Regions from separate parts of the Homo sapiens genome. Here all the other regions are linked to region 3. A link is a contact called in ENCODE Hi-C or POLR2A ChIA-PET data. All regions are on one chromosome and are shown on one strand. Each heading gives the region's core, a stretch centred on a gene start or an enhancer-like site at or near the end of the contact. The rest is flanking DNA. Distances are from core to core; before and after follow the strand shown. Region 1 overlaps PRKCQ (protein kinase C theta). Region 2 overlaps PRKCQ (protein kinase C theta). Region 3 holds the start of PFKFB3-AS1 (PFKFB3 antisense RNA 1). Region 4 has its middle 13 kb from the start of TRV-TAC3-1. Region 5 holds the start of ANKRD16 (ankyrin repeat domain 16).

Evidence for each region. A loop is a pair of places that touch in the nucleus more often than their neighbours do. ChIA-PET counts read pairs that join two places held with the same protein, here RNA polymerase II (POLR2A). Pooled maps may share reads with other maps.
Region 1: a loop to region 3 is called in a pooled map, with 6 times the contacts of the local background. The contact joins the enhancer-like site here to the promoter of PFKFB3-AS1 in region 3. A Hi-C loop is called at or near these places in 2 of 37 single-sample maps with no recorded cell type and 9 of 50 pooled maps. POLR2A ChIA-PET finds 5 or more read pairs at or near these places in 3 of 52 experiments (CD4-positive, alpha-beta T cell, OCI-LY7 and activated B cell).
Region 2: a loop to region 3 is called in a map of naive thymus-derived CD4-positive, alpha-beta T cell, with 6 times the contacts of the local background. The contact joins the enhancer-like site here to the promoter of PFKFB3-AS1 in region 3. A Hi-C loop is called at or near these places in 1 of 168 maps with a recorded cell type or tissue (naive thymus-derived CD4-positive, alpha-beta T cell) and 6 of 50 pooled maps. POLR2A ChIA-PET finds 5 or more read pairs at or near these places in 1 of 52 experiments (activated T-cell).
Region 4: a pooled map shows a loop between it and region 3 (2.4-fold over the local background). The contact joins the enhancer-like site here to the promoter of PFKFB3-AS1 in region 3. A Hi-C loop is called at or near these places in 2 of 50 pooled maps. POLR2A ChIA-PET finds 5 or more read pairs at or near these places in 2 of 52 experiments (GM10248 and OCI-LY7).
Region 5: a map of naive thymus-derived CD4-positive, alpha-beta T cell shows a loop between it and region 3 (4-fold over the local background). The contact joins the promoter of ANKRD16 here to the promoter of PFKFB3-AS1 in region 3. A Hi-C loop is called at or near these places in 1 of 168 maps with a recorded cell type or tissue (naive thymus-derived CD4-positive, alpha-beta T cell), 2 of 37 single-sample maps with no recorded cell type and 12 of 50 pooled maps. POLR2A ChIA-PET finds 5 or more read pairs at or near these places in 9 of 52 experiments (GM10248, H1, HEK293 and 4 more).

The regions. Positions count from the first base shown.
Region 1 is chr10:6,472,656-6,475,389 of GRCh38, reverse strand. All of the region lies in intron 12 of PRKCQ (protein kinase C theta), which reads left to right. Among named protein-coding and RNA genes, the nearest start is that of PRKCQ, 110 kb to the left of the region's middle. RefSeq lists an enhancer at 1,211-1,390. Within about 2 kb of position 1,334, at least 7 of the 41 ENCODE cell types and tissues checked have a DNase peak (open chromatin) inside an H3K27ac peak, as active enhancers do; they include CD4-positive, alpha-beta T cell, where a contact is called at or near this core.
Region 2 is chr10:6,542,325-6,545,106 of GRCh38, reverse strand. The region is part of intron 1 of PRKCQ (protein kinase C theta); the gene reads left to right. Among named protein-coding and RNA genes, the nearest start is that of PRKCQ, 37 kb to the left of the region's middle. Within about 2 kb of position 1,531, at least 5 of the 41 ENCODE cell types and tissues checked have a DNase peak (open chromatin) inside an H3K27ac peak, as active enhancers do.
Region 3 is chr10:6,201,148-6,204,011 of GRCh38, reverse strand. PFKFB3-AS1 (PFKFB3 antisense RNA 1) reads left to right here and starts at 1,255. Exons shown (of 2, transcript XR_007062045.1): 1 at 1,255-1,572. It overlaps PFKFB3 (6-phosphofructo-2-kinase/fructose-2,6-biphosphatase 3), which reads right to left and starts at 1,080. Exons shown (of 15, transcript NM_004566.4): 1 at 676-1,080. The coding sequence starts at 751. RefSeq lists silencers at 1-7, 238-747, 868-977, 1,028-1,357, 2,388-2,607, a cis regulatory region at 886-1,417 and enhancers at 1,351-1,855, 2,410-2,864.
Region 4 is chr10:5,839,158-5,841,857 of GRCh38, reverse strand. No RefSeq gene overlaps it. Among named protein-coding and RNA genes, the nearest start is that of TRV-TAC3-1, 13 kb to the left of the region's middle. RefSeq lists enhancers at 815-864, 1,145-1,324, 1,535-1,834. Within about 2 kb of position 1,442, at least 9 of the 41 ENCODE cell types and tissues checked have a DNase peak (open chromatin) inside an H3K27ac peak, as active enhancers do; they include OCI-LY7, where a contact is called at or near this core.
Region 5 is chr10:5,888,612-5,891,311 of GRCh38, reverse strand. It overlaps ANKRD16 (ankyrin repeat domain 16), which reads left to right and starts at 1,419. Exons shown (of 8, transcript NM_019046.3): 1 at 1,419-2,271. The coding sequence starts at 1,958. FBH1 (F-box DNA helicase 1) reads right to left here and starts at 1,069. Exons shown (of 21, transcript NM_178150.3): 1 at 966-1,069. The coding sequence starts at 966. RefSeq lists silencers at 637-686, 877-1,596, 1,737-1,846, 1,857-2,136.

The DNA.
Region 1 (2,734 bases), core at 85-2,584, 270 kb before region 3:
AATGTGAAAATTCCTGTGGACTTGGATTCCGAAGTTCAAGCCCAGCTCTGCCGTTTATCAACAGGGCTCTGAGGCACCCACTTTACCCCTGCCCAGGACAGAGAGTAAGAGTTACAGGCAGAGGGGCTGGGAGCTGTAAAACCAGGGGCCCTAATGGGACGGCACCGTCTGGGGACATAGATGTACAGGATAATTCATGAAATCTGAACCTGAATCTGAATGAGGCTCAAATCAAAAGAATCTTCACAATGAATTTTCTGTGTGCTAGATCAAAATGACTTTGTACATCATCCAGGCTCTGGCATAAATTACTGGCTCAGGGTCTAACGTAGATCAGCATTCTGAGAGGCTGCTGTCTTGGCAAGAGGAAAGAAGGGCTAGCTCTTCTTTCTTTTACTTTTTTTCTAACATTTCTTTGTTGTTAATATTTACATTTTCTGTCTTACAAAGTCTGCAGGGCTTGAAATTGCACGATCCCTTCTCAGTACCCCCTTCAGTGCGGATGCCAGCCAACTTTTGCACTACTAGATTTCCAACTTAGATTTTTAACAGTTTCCATTACTTACATTTTAAAAAGTAAAAAAATAGGAAAATCCACAATAAAATTTGTCTACAAGAAGAGTTGTCATAAATCTTTTAACTATCCACTTACAAGTAGATTTAAAACAATTAGAAAAAAATAATTAACCATAAAACTTTGAAACACAGGGAAAAATAAACACTGAAACAGTTTCCCTCTTTTTAGTTATGCTGCAGTAAAAGAAAGATTAATAACTCAAGTATCCAAAGTTTCTGTGTTCTATCTCTGATAAAACTGTGGAAAAATAAGAGGATTTATTTCTAAAATTTGTTTGGAAAGGAAAGATGCATCTAACACAGTAAGGATGCTATTTCTTTTTAATTTCAAGGAAATAATTTTCCCTTAAAAATTAAAAGTGAACTAAAGTCTACCTTCCTCTGTGTCTCCTTTGAATTCTGAAAGGCCGATCTGTATTCTGACATTTAAGTAGTGTTACTATTTCACACCTAAGTAGCTCTAGATCCTATAGGAACAGCTCTGTCTCTGGGTCGTTCCCTCAGGTTGGATTTGAGGGCAGGCCGCCGTGGTTTTGCAGGCCTCTGAAGAGAGGCCTCCCAGGGTGATGCCAAGAGGCAGAACGCTAGTGTTCCTGGATTCACATCACTGCCCTTGACTCCCACACTCCCAATATGCACCAGTTGAACATTCTTGGTCAATATCACTTTGAAATTTTTCTTTTATGAAAAAGAAAACTGAGTTTCACTTTCTATTCATAGAACACACAAAGCTCTACTTCCGGTTATGGCTTCAGGGCATGAGTGTGTGAGTTACTTTGAACAAGTCACCTAACATTTCTTTGTGACACTGGTTCTCCTTTTTTGCTTCCTAAGGATAACGTGAAAAATAATAATAATAACAATAATAGCACTTGCAGAGAAGTTTGGATCTTTTTTGGAGAAAGTACCATACTAACTACAAGATATTATTATCATTTAAAATTAAAAAGAAAAACTCCTTGAACTTGATACTTTTTAAAAAGTATGTCATCCTGGTATTTCCATAGTTTTAAGGCAAAATCCATCTAAGAAAGTTTTTAATTTCAAGCATTTTATTCAGAAACTGCTTCATCTGAAGCTCTCAAAAATGCTGCAATCCATGAACCTTTCAGTTGAGCTAGGAGCCCTGGAAATTACCACAATTGTAGCAAAGAAAAGAAAACCCACGGAAACCACATCCTTCCAAAGACGTGTCCCTGCACTAAGACAAGAATTAACTTTTCATGCTGCCCCCATCTGTAGTGACAGATAAGCCTCTTTTCTTTAACGTCCTCTGGCGGCGTTCTGATCCTGAGAACGCTTACACGTTGTTATTTCAGAAACTGGGGATCACTCAGACATTCTGCAGGTTCCCCTGCTATGTAACCAAACTGTGATTTGGCAAATGTTAGATTTTATAGCAAATTTACAAAAATGAGTCGATTTACAGCTGTCAACCTGAAATAATCAAAAAGGCCAGAATCTAATTTAAAGAGCATTTATTCAAACTCAAAGTTTGAGGATGGCCCACCTGGAAACACCCCAAAAGAATGAAGTCAGAGTTGTAAAGGAGGGAACTTTAGGGTTTCCATAGGGAGAGACAGAGGCATTTTTAGCAGGATTACATTTTTTCATACAAGGCTGGTGCATAGTTCCAGGAACTTGGTTACAGGCAGTGTTTCTTTTTGGGAAAGGGACATTTAACATCTTTTACAGAGTGTGCTATAGTCATGGGTTTTCTGTCATCTGGTCTAAGGAAAATAGGACAAAAAAAGGAAAAGGTAATCTTTAACAAGATTCATTAATTAAAAAGGCAGGAGGCGGCCAGGCACGGTGGCTCACACCTGTAATCCCAGCACTTTGGAGGCTGAAGCGGGTGGATCACCTTGGGGTCAGGAGTTTGAGACCAGCCTGGCCAACATGGCGAAACTCTGTCTCCACTAAAAATACAAAAATTAGCCAGGCGGGGTGGTGGGCACCTATAATCCCAGCTACTCAGGAGGCTGAGGCAGGATAATCACTTGAACCCATGGGGCGGAGGTTGCAGTGAGCTGAGACCACACCACTGCACTCCAGCATGGGCGAAACAGTGAAACTCCGTCTCAAAAAGAAAAAAAGAATAAAAGAAGTCAGGAAGTGTTTGTCCCTGACAATTGTTTAATTCTCTCTAGTCATTGTA
Region 2 (2,782 bases), core at 282-2,781, 340 kb before region 3:
TGGATAATCTTCTTATTTAGCAAGTTAGAGATTAACTCCCAGAGTCCCAGTATCGTAAAAATAAAAATGTTACATTCACATTTTCCCGCTATTTTTCCCCTATAGATTAAAAAAAAAAAAAACAGAAAGGAAATAATAGCAGACTTTGTCACTCAGGAAAAGAAAGAGTTGACTTAAGACAATGTGGGTCTGGGCGCAGTGGCTCACGCCTGTAATCCCAGCACTTTGGGAGGCCGAGGCAGGCGGATCATGAGGTCAGGAGTTCGAGAGCAGCCTGGCCAATATGGTGAAACACTGTCTCTACTAAAAATATAAAAATTTAGCCAGGTGCGGTGGTACGTGCCTGTTGTCCCAGTTACTTGGGAGGCTGAGGCAGGAGAATCTCTTAAACCCAGGAGGTGGAGGTTGCAGTGAGCCTGGATCATGCCACTGCACTCCAGCCTATGCGATAGAAAGAGACTCCTCAAAAAAAAAAAAAAAGAGTGTGGGGTAGGATCTCCAACTGCTTAGGCGAGAGAGGAGGTTAAACAGTCATCACACAAATTCAGATTCTAAGGGCAGGTGAATGAATAGAACCAATAAGTGAAGACCCAGTTTCCAGTTATCTCCATTTATCAATGTCCTTGGCCTAAGTCAATTAGAGTTAATCACTGTGGAGTTAATTACAGTGTCTCTCCTTGCCGTTAACAATATATTCTGTGGTCATCGCATTATTAGAATGGGCAAATTGGTTCTTCAGTTGACAGTGTGACCAGGTCATTAAACAGACAAATCTCCCCGATGAAAAACCTTGAGCGATGTTGATTTTGGTGGAAACATAAAGCCATCCACAAACCATCCTTTCCAGGATGGATGTCAGGTAGTGGGAATTAAGCTCAAAACTGTGACTCACAAACAGTTTAACTTCCTTCAGGTTGATTTTCCCCATTGGTAAAATTCCCATGAATATTCTACATAACCCTTTGATTCTTCCAACATCGTTTTTCCCAAACATCTTTCCTGAGAGCTCTTCAAAAGATGGTAAAGGTACCATAGTAAGATACATGATGTAATGAACTTGACCTCGCTGAGGGGAAAATGGCCATGGTAGCCTGCTTGGAAGAAATATGCAAACCATCTGAGAAAGAGACAGCTCTCTCAGTGTCGTGGGGTTGGAGGTCATGTCTTTCCTTTTCACAACAGGAAGGGCTGGCACCTTCTGCTCTTTCGGTCCTGACAACTGTCTGCTCAGAGCATCAGCCAAACAAGGCCCTGTCATCCCAGCCAGGAAGGATGCGCGGTGCATGGGAGTGGCAGGACATTTGTGGAAGGAGTACAGCCGACCCCCCAGTTTCCTCCAGTCCTTGTCCCCAGGCTGGGGTTCCTTCCAGCACTTGCAGTTCAGCCCTGCTCAGCGTGTTTCTCTGGAAAACAGAACCGTGGGCCTTGTCAGCAACCTGCTGTGTGAGTTGGGTTGTGTGTTTGATCATCGAGGACAGTGTTTCAGCATCTGGAGGTGTGTGTTTGCTTTCCTTAGGTAACCACAAAGTAGTGGTTAGCGTCTCTCTAATTGATAAGGGTGACAGAAGCTGCTGCTGGCTTTAGAATGATGCCTGAACTCTTCTTCTGAAAATGAATGTGGTTAATTTAGTCATGACAGACACATTTCTGACTTCTTCCTCCCTCCTTTTTTCCCCAACGCCACCTTTCCCCATGGTGTTGTGTTTTTGCTTTTGTTTTTGTTTTTGTTTTCCTCTGTCTGGAGACTGAAAGAGACCAGACTGCGCTCAGCTGAAAGCTAAGGGAAGCCTGTGCTGCTCCGCCAGGGCTGAGTATTTTGTTTTCAGCTCCGCGAACTCCACCTGTGTGACTTTTTCTTCCTTTCTTTTTAAAAGTAAACATGGCAGGATGTGTGCTCACCAATTACTGAGCGCACAGAAATACAGGAACTGCTGGGCTAACGAACACGACTTCAAAGGACAGTGGTGAGGAGCCCTTGCCTCCCTGCCAGGCTTGAAAGGGCTGAGCTCTCCAGGGAGGGCAGGGCCCACCCTCAGGGCTCCACCAAAATAGTGACTTCCCAGCCTGTGACTTTCTTAGAGCCCTGAGGAAGGACTCAACGCAGGGAAAGGACGTGATGGCAGTGGGGATTCCCTCTTGCTTTGAGCCCTTCTGAATGCAAGCAGAAAAAGAAACCCTTTTATATTACTTTTTAATTGAATATAATAACAGAAACAATGAAAAGAATGTGACCTTGACTTTGCAACTCTATTTCCCAGGCATATTCCTAACAACACCTAAGAAAGCTAGGATGTAGGTAGCTTTTATCACCTTCGTTCTTTTTAGGTAATGAGTTAGAAGCACAAAGCAGGCAAGAGACCTCGTAACGTCAAATTTAATATTAAGCTGATCTTCTGATGGCCCAGGACATACCCCTGGGTGCTAGAATCTAACACGGAGACATGGATGGTGACGGGTACCTAGTGATCCAGCTGTTGAACTACACACAATTCTGCTGTTGTCCCCGAGGGAGAACTGTTCACTCTGAAGCTGCAGATGCTGTGTTATAGGGTGTTAAAGTCTCTACAGTTTCTATCAATGCTGTTGCATTCATGTTTTATTGCTTCTGCCAAAATACGAGTATTTCAAGGATGAAGTTCATGTTCTCCCACCAGCTCTTGTCTAAAATCCATGCTCAATGAGTATTTACTGTATGCAGGTTATTACTGAAGAGAGGACTTATGTGTTCTTCCCATGACATCAGAATGCAAGGATATTTCTCCAAGAGAGCAGGCTTCTATCT
Region 3 (2,864 bases), core at 6-2,505:
CCAAAGCCGGGGACACAGGCGTGGCTCCAGGTGGCTCTCCTGGCGCCCCCAGCACGGGCGCCCCCATGGCACTGGAGATGCACGGAAGAGAGAGAAGGAGAGAGAAAGAGATAAAAGCAGAAAGAAACAGTGGGAGAGGAAGGAGGTAGAAACAGAGAAAAACAGAGACATATATATCGAAAGAGAAAACAGGACAGAGAAATAGGTTATTAAGTGAAGCGAGGGGATAGGAATGCATAGCAAGGCGGGAGAGGAGATGGAAACATGCAGAGAGAGGAGATCCGGACGGTGAAAAGGGGCGGAGGCGCGAGCGGCCGGGTCCCTGGGCTGCGCTCCGGCGACGGCCGCCCGAGACGGGTGTCGAGGACAGGGATCGCGGAGGATGTGGATCCCCTCCCTGGCCTGCCCAGGCGCGCGCGTCCCTCCGTCTCGGGGTACGCAGCCCGGCCGGGCGCACTCGCCGTTTCCGGGCCGGCGGGGCAGCCACCGGGACAAGGGCCACAGCGCCCCCGCCGCCCGGCCAAGGACGCGCAGCCCGCGCCTCCGCCCCGCCCCGCCGGCGCGACCCGCACGGGCGCGCCCCCCGCAGAGGGGCGTCGGCACAAAGCCGCCCCACACAATGGCCCGGCCCGGCGCAGCCCGCCCTGCAACCCGGCTCCGCGCAGCTGCACTCACATCTGGGCAACGAGGGCCTGTGGTCCACGGGCACCCAGATCTTCTGCACTCGGCTCTGCGTCAGTTCCAACGGCATCTTCGCGGCTGCGCCCGACGGCCCGCCTCCCGGGGCCGAGATCCCGACGCTGGCAGGAGAGCGGCCGCCGACCCCCGGAACAAAGGAGGAGAGGGGGGCGTGCGCCGGCGCGCGGCCGGGCGTTTCCTGCGCTGCCAGGGGAAACGTGCTTTGGGCTAAGTTCCGGACCCTCGCCTGTGCGGGGCTCGACGTGTGCTGCGAGGGTAGCGAGGCTGGGGATGCCCGGCACGGCCGGCTCGTCCGCTCGGAAAGCTCTGGGATGCTCGGGCGCAGTGACAGCCGCGCTCTCGCCACCAGGCCCTGCTGCTCGCCTCCTCTCCGGCTTGGCTGGGATGCCCCGCGCACCGCCGGCTTTTAAAGAGTCCGGGCTGGCCGCAGACGCGTACGTCAGCCTCGGGGCGGGCCGCATTCCTTGGGTCCCAGCCCCCTTCCACGTGGGGAGGAGGGTGGGCGAGCCGGGAAGCAGCCTGCGAGCTCCCCCTGCGGGCCGGCGACGGCGGTGCACCAGCTCCCGCCGCCCTGCCCCGGGCCTGGAGCGCGCCCAGCCCTGCTGAAGGGTCCTGGCTGCTGTTATCCCCTCGTCCCGTTGTCCCCTCGGGACGTCTGGCACAGCTTCCCCGACTAATTCCGGCCCCTCACCTCAACTGTGCTGGCCGGGAGGAGAGCAGAGACGCAGTCCTGCCCAGTGTAGACCGTGGACCCCGCAGCCGAATCCCTTGGGAAGCTGCTTAAAGTGCATCCTACCAATGCAGCTCCTTTAGGGCCATGGAGCCCCAATACTCTGCATTCCTAACACGCGCTGTGGGGCAGGCGCAGTCCAGGTAAGGACATGGGCCAGGCTGCTCCCTGATAATACCCGTGAGCCCATCCCCCGCCACGACCCGGGCGACCCGCGGGGAGGAGGCTTCCCTGATCCTCCCACCTCACCTCGTCCTTGTCCACTTTGCTGAATCCCTTAGAAACCTGGACTTGAACTGAGCCTTGCTCCCCTCCCCTAGCCCAAAGACTGGGAACCTTGAGAGGCCCGCGGTGCTGGGTACGAGGAGGGGGCGGGAAAGCCCCGGGGAGCTGGACTGAAGTGGACTGGGGCTGGGGGCAGCTGGCATCTGGTTTTCACACTCACCATGTACACCATTCAATAAACCTTTATCGCCCCGAGTAGAAGAATGAATAAAACTAGACCCATTTCGATCTGCAATTCATTACCTAAGTCGAGGGAAAACTATTGGGGGCGGCCCCTTATTAGGCAGACTCCTAAAATTCACTCCGTTATCCTGCACACCCTGCAGCTCTGCCTCCCCACTTTTTGGTGCATGCGTGCCCCGTCTCCTTTCCCGGCCCTCGCAGTTTGCACCAGCTCGCGACTTGTGACAGTCGTGCAGTCAGGTCAGAGGCGTGCGGGGAAGATCTGGGTTGCTTTTGGTGGGGAACCGCCGCCCGCGCCGGGACGGATGTAACTTTTGCAAACGAAGCCTCAGTACGGGAGCGCTGCGCCGCCTTGCAGAGAGGTGCACACTTAGCGCTGAGGCTGGGCTGTGATTGGAGGGAAGGCGGCGCTCGCTGAAACCTACACCGCGGCGGAAAAGTCTGCGCAGAGGCTGCCACACGTCGCTCACGTCCCGCATGCTCCACAGGGAGGGCGCCCGCGCCCAGGCGGCGACCGGGGCTGCTCCCGCCCCGCGCGCCCGCCCCACCCGGGCCTCCACTCCTCCCGACCCGCCGCCTGCCGAGGGGCCCCGGAACGCGCAACATCGGCCACCTGGCCTGTGCCCCGCCACCCTCCCCCACGCCTCGACCCCCACTCCCCCTCCCGCCTCGACCCCCACTCCGGCACCCCGCCCCCCGCGCCGCCCTCTCAGAGCCCCTGTTCCCGCGACAGCTTTGCTGACGGTCTGGTTTCCGCGCTCTGGCGGCTGTTCAGAAACCCGATGCGTTGCATTTGGACTTGTTTTCTGCAGTGGGAGCACATGCCAGAGGCGACACCCTAAACGCCCAGGGGAGAGTCCCACTCCACTCCTGAAATAAGAGTGGGCTGACCCGAAGAGGGAAACAGCAGGCAGCGAGCGCCCGCGCCACCGGGACGAGTTCCCGCCCTGGGGTTCGCGGGGGTCGG
Region 4 (2,700 bases), core at 193-2,692, 360 kb after region 3:
GCTCTTGGAGTCACCTTTACATCAATTCGAGGGGGAAATGCCGTGATTAAGCCATTCGCTAAGTAAAGCTGTCAAATAGCAGCTTCTGGTGCATGTAGACCAGGCAGTCACATTTGGTGATTTAGGGGCTGTGTGAAGACCCCGCGCCTACCGTTAAACAATCTATCCAAATCACTCCCATCTCTACAAATATACGACAGCTGCCACAGAAATCTCTTGTTTTCGCTCTGGAGGGAGAATGCCTCCAGTAACTGGTTTACTTATAGGGCCAGCTTATTAAACTTACAGTTTACTTATTTATTTTTATTTGTTTGTTTTGGTTTTTGTTTTGTTATTGTTGTTTTTTGAACTTACAGTATAAAAAACAGTAACTCAGACATTTGAATCCTGCCCCACCACTAATCAGCTTCTTGCCTTGGCCAATCCCAACCTGAGTCAGTACCCTTATTCGTACAATGGATTTAGTAACACCTGCTTTATGCAGTAATTACAAAGGTTAAAATAATCCATACCTGTTAAATAACTGGCCAGTGCTTGGCCAAAATAGAATCCCCAAATAGTTTGAATCTGTGTCACGAGACTCTGACAGCACAGGGCACTGATGCACAGAAAGGGTGTCATTGTGTCACTGAAGAGGTGTGATTGATGGGCGGGGTCTGGTGTTTATTTGCAGCACCAGAGAGGGGGCCTCCCACCGAGGAAGGAAATGCCAGAAATAAAGGGGCAATGAGGGGGCGTGAGGGTGAGGACATGACCCGCGTCACCAGGGCAGTCGTGGGCTGAAGCCTTTCTGTATGTCCTCCTGCCCCCCGGTCACCTGCAGCGAGTGAGACCTTCCAGGGCCACATGACATGAACCGTGGGAACAGCACCTTCACTAGGCTGTGCCTGACTTTCGAAGGGGTTTTCAGGAGAGCTTTGGACAAAGCGTGGAGGCACGAATTCTCAAAAAATCCAAATGAGGGCCCCAGAGCCACTGGCCTCCCCACTTTCTGCAGCAGGACCTGGGTGGACACTGGTGCCCACAGACCCCCCAGACAGGACACGAGGTGCCCCGCGAGGTGGAAATACATCTTCTTCCCGCCTCACAGTGCAGCAGAGAAGCACTGACTTTCTAGCTGCTTTAGCCACACACAATGGCACCTCTGTTCCTGTCCAGTGAGCTTGCTGCCTCCAGGGACACTGCCGGGGCCCATCGTGGCCATGCCGGGAACATGCAGTCCTTTGATAATCGCCCTTTATCCCGGCCTCTAAATCAAAGCGGCAAACATGCTGACAACAACTCCAGCAAACGCAACCGATGCTTTCAGGTCTGACCCTGAAACGGAGACCCACCTCCGTGGGGAGAAGCACACGCTTCTCTGGGCTGTAGGCTCGACGGAAACAGGAACTGCGGGCCCTGCACACAGCTGCGCTCGCCGGGGCAGCTCAGACTCACATCCCCAGGGGGATGCGAGTTATCCAGAACGGCGTTCCTGACCCCCAGAGGGGTGAGTCACCCCGGCCCGCCTTTCCACGTGCTGTGTGAAGCCTGTGGACAACTTCAGATGCCTTGTTGTTTTTTTATCGAGGTGAAATTCAAGTAACGTAAAATGAACCATTTAAAGTGAAAAATTCGGGCCGGGTGCAGTGGCTCACACCTGTAATCCCAGCACTTTGGGAGACCGAGGTGGGAGGATCGTTTGAGCCCAGGAGTTCGAGACCAGCCTGGACAACATAGTGAGACCCTGTCCCCGAAAAAAGAAAAACAAAATTAGCCGGGCATGGTAGTGTGCACCTGTGTTCCCAGCTACTCCGGAGGCTGAGGTGGGAGGATGGCTTAAGCCTGGTGGGGGTTGAGGCTGCAATGAGCTATGATTGTCCCACTGCACTCCCAGCCTGGGTGACAGAGAGAGGCCCTGTCTCAAAAAAAAACTAAAATAAATAAATAAATAAAAGGAATAATTCAGTGGCATTTAAAACATTCACTGTTCTGCAGGCACCACCGCTATCTAGCTCCAAAGTGTTCTCCTCACCCCAAATACAACCCCGCACCCATGTGCAGTCACTCTTCATTCTCCCCTCCCAGACTGTGACGGCAACGTGCCAGGGACTGTGCTCAGGGCAGAAGCACAGTGGTCAACACAGCGGTTGCAGTCCCTGCCAACATGGGGTCCAGTCTAACGTGACATCCAGATACAAAACAACTGGAAATGGCACGTGTTACAGGAGCCTATGACAGAAGTGCTAAGCAGGGGCCGGGCGCCGTGGCTCACGCCTGTAATCCCAACACTTTAGGAGGCCGAGGAGGGTCAGGGGTTCAAGACCAGCCTGGCCAACATGGTGAAACTCAGTCGGTACTAAAAATACAAAAATTAGCCAGGCGTGGTGGTGCACGCCTTTAATCCCAGCTACTCAGGAGGCTGAGGCAGGAGAATCACTTGAACCCAGGAGGCAGAGGTTGCAGTGAGCCGAGATTGTGCCACTGCACTCCAGCTTGGGTGACAAAGCGAGACTCCGTCTCAAAAAGAAAAAAAAAAACACTGCTGAGCGGGTCCAAGCTCAGAGTTCCCATACGATGCCCTGCTGAGGTGGGCTTGACGGTCATCCCCATTCTCCAGATGAACAAACTGGAATCTTGAGAGGTTAAATGCCCTGCTCAAGGTTAGACCACCAATAAATGGCAAAGTTGGGATTCAAACAAAGGTCCCTGTGACATCCA
Region 5 (2,700 bases), core at 170-2,669, 310 kb after region 3:
TAGTTCTGTCTCCAGAGGCTATCCACATCACTGTTACCTTAACCAAACTCAATCTGCTCATGAGTAAAACGGACTTATCTTCATGGGCCCATTCCAGAAGTCTTTTCATTTATCTCCGCTCATTTTACCACAGCGGCAGACGCTGGCGGACACTCAACACATGCTACCATCCTGCCTTCCAGAAGACTTTATTACCTGTAATTCTGTAAGAAAGTCACTGACTTGGTTAGGCCTCCACTTCCCCACCTGTAAAACCCTACTGATGCCTCATAGGGTTGTCTTCGGACCACAGACTGCAATAAAAAATGTAAACGGCACTCGTTTTTAGGCCTGGCAAATAGGAGCTACTCCCATTCTACTCCCTAAAGGAATCGAAAACATGGAGAGGTTAAGTGACTGGCACCTAATCAGATCGGGTAAGGAACCCAACACCTACTGATCTCTTCCATCACCCACAGCCTGCCCAGCTCTCGCCGTGCCCTCCACCAGCGCCAGGCCTCCCACATCGCCTTAGGCTTCCCATGCTCAGAGGAGGGGCAGAGAAGCTACCGATGACACAGGGGCAGAGGGCAGCGAAAAATGACTTGCCCAAGGTCAAAACGTCAGAGTAGACGGGAAAGCCTGGCCTCCTAGCAGCCGAGGCCACGTCCCCGCGCTTGCCCCTTCAGCCCCGAGGACCCACACGCTGCGCCTTCCTGGCCTCGGGGGGCAGCGCGGGGGCCGCTCCCGACCGAGTTCAGTGAGCGCCCTGGCCTCCCCCGCGCACCCCCGCCGCGCCCTCCACCTGCCCACGGCCCGGACGGCCGAGCCCCCACGCCCGCGCTTGCCCGAGCCCAGCCTCGCGCCCCCGGGGCCCCCGCTGCCCCACCCCGGGCCCGGACCCCCCGCGCAGGACCCCGGAGGTTAAGTTTTCCACACGGCGGAGCCCCTCCCACACTCCCTGCCACGTCTGCGGCCTCACGCACTGTGGCGCTCCGGACCCGGACCCCGCTGCCGCCGCCGCCGGGCCCGCGCCGCCGGCCGCTCAGCCCAGCGTCCCCCGGCAGCGAGCTCCTCCTCTGGCCGGGACCTGGAGCCCGAGACGCCCGCCGACTTCCTCCGCGAGCTCCGCCCCGCCGCAGCCCCGGGAAGCGCCCGCCGCCGGAGCCGGACTGACGGCCCCCGCGACCAATCGGGACGCGAGACCGGAGGGGGCGTGCTGACGGACGGCCACTAACGCCAATCGAAATGCGCAATCGGTGGGGGCGCGGCCACAGCTACCGGGCCACGCCCCATCCGCGCTTCCGCTCGGGCCGGGGCGGAGCGGGAAACTTTCCCAGAGTTCCTTCGAGCTCCCCGAGTCCCCGCGGAGCAGCGGCGGTCGAGGGGCGGGGACGGGGGCGGAGCCCAGGAACGCCGGCCCCCAGGGGCTGGAGGCTGGGGCGGCCCTGAGGACGCGTGCGGGGCAGGTCACGCTTGGGCCTGGCTGCCTCAGGAGCCACCCTGCACGGCGCCGGGCGAGGCTGTGCGCGCCCTCCCGGACCCTCCACTTTGGGGCTTTGCGGTGTAGCGGCGCGCCCCACTCCCTTACGTGTTCAGTCCCGAATCACGTACGGGCCGCTGCAGCTCCAGGACGGCGGACGCCAGCGCTCTCGGATCCCCAGGCCCCTCCGTGCTCATCCCGGACCGCTCCGTCCCTGAGGAAAAACCGCCCCGTGCCCGGAACCGCGGCTTCTCCCACGCGGGGCAGGCCGGGGCTGTGAGGGGGCAGCCCGCCTGCGGACTAGGCCGGGGGTTTGAGGAGGCGGCTCTGCCGGGGACAAAGCCGGGGGCGTGAGGGGCGGTTCTGCCGGGTTCGGGGCGCGCGGGGCAGGTTGCGTGAAGAGGCGGAAAGTCCCACTCGCCCTCGGCTTCTCCCTGCCCGGCCGCCGGTGTCCCGCCCGCCGCCTCCCCGCGCAGCCCGGCCCGACCCGCGGCGATGGCCCAGCCCGGGGACCCGCGGCGCCTCTGCAGGCTGGTGCAGGAGGGCCGGCTGCGCGCCCTGAAGGAGGAGCTGCAGGCGGCCGGGGGCTGCCCGGGGCCGGCCGGGGATACCCTCCTGCACTGCGCCGCGCGCCACGGGCATCGGGACGTGCTGGCCTATCTGGCCGAGGCCTGGGGCATGGACATCGAGGCCACCAACCGAGACTACAAGCGGCCTCTGCACGAGGCGGCCTCCATGGGCCACCGAGACTGCGTGCGCTACCTGCTGGGCCGGGGGGCAGCGGTCGACTGCCTGAAGAAGGCCGACTGGTAGGTGTGGAGCGGAAAGACACCCCGCCTCCCCTCTACTCGCAGAGTCGTAGCGAGTTCCCTGTGCTTCTCCGTCCCCTTGGACACCGTAGCTGTTCTCAGCTCCTAGTTCTCACCCCAGGCCTGCTCAGCGGCAGGGACCTCCTGCCCAACTTTCCCTTATAACGCAGATGACCTGCAGAGTCCCTCGTTCCTGCCCTTGTGGGTTAACTGGTCGGGGCAGTCACCTCCCTTTCTAGAGCACGGAATAGTGTAGAATATAACCAAAGAGAATGTTACCAAACAATGAAGTGTGTGCACTATACAGATAGCCTCCGGATGCGATGTTCTGGGGACATTTAGCTAAGTTACTTCTGCACCAATGCATTGTTTCAAGTGGCATTGCTCCAATCAATATCCAGAATTCCTGAGTTATACACGCGCTCGTGT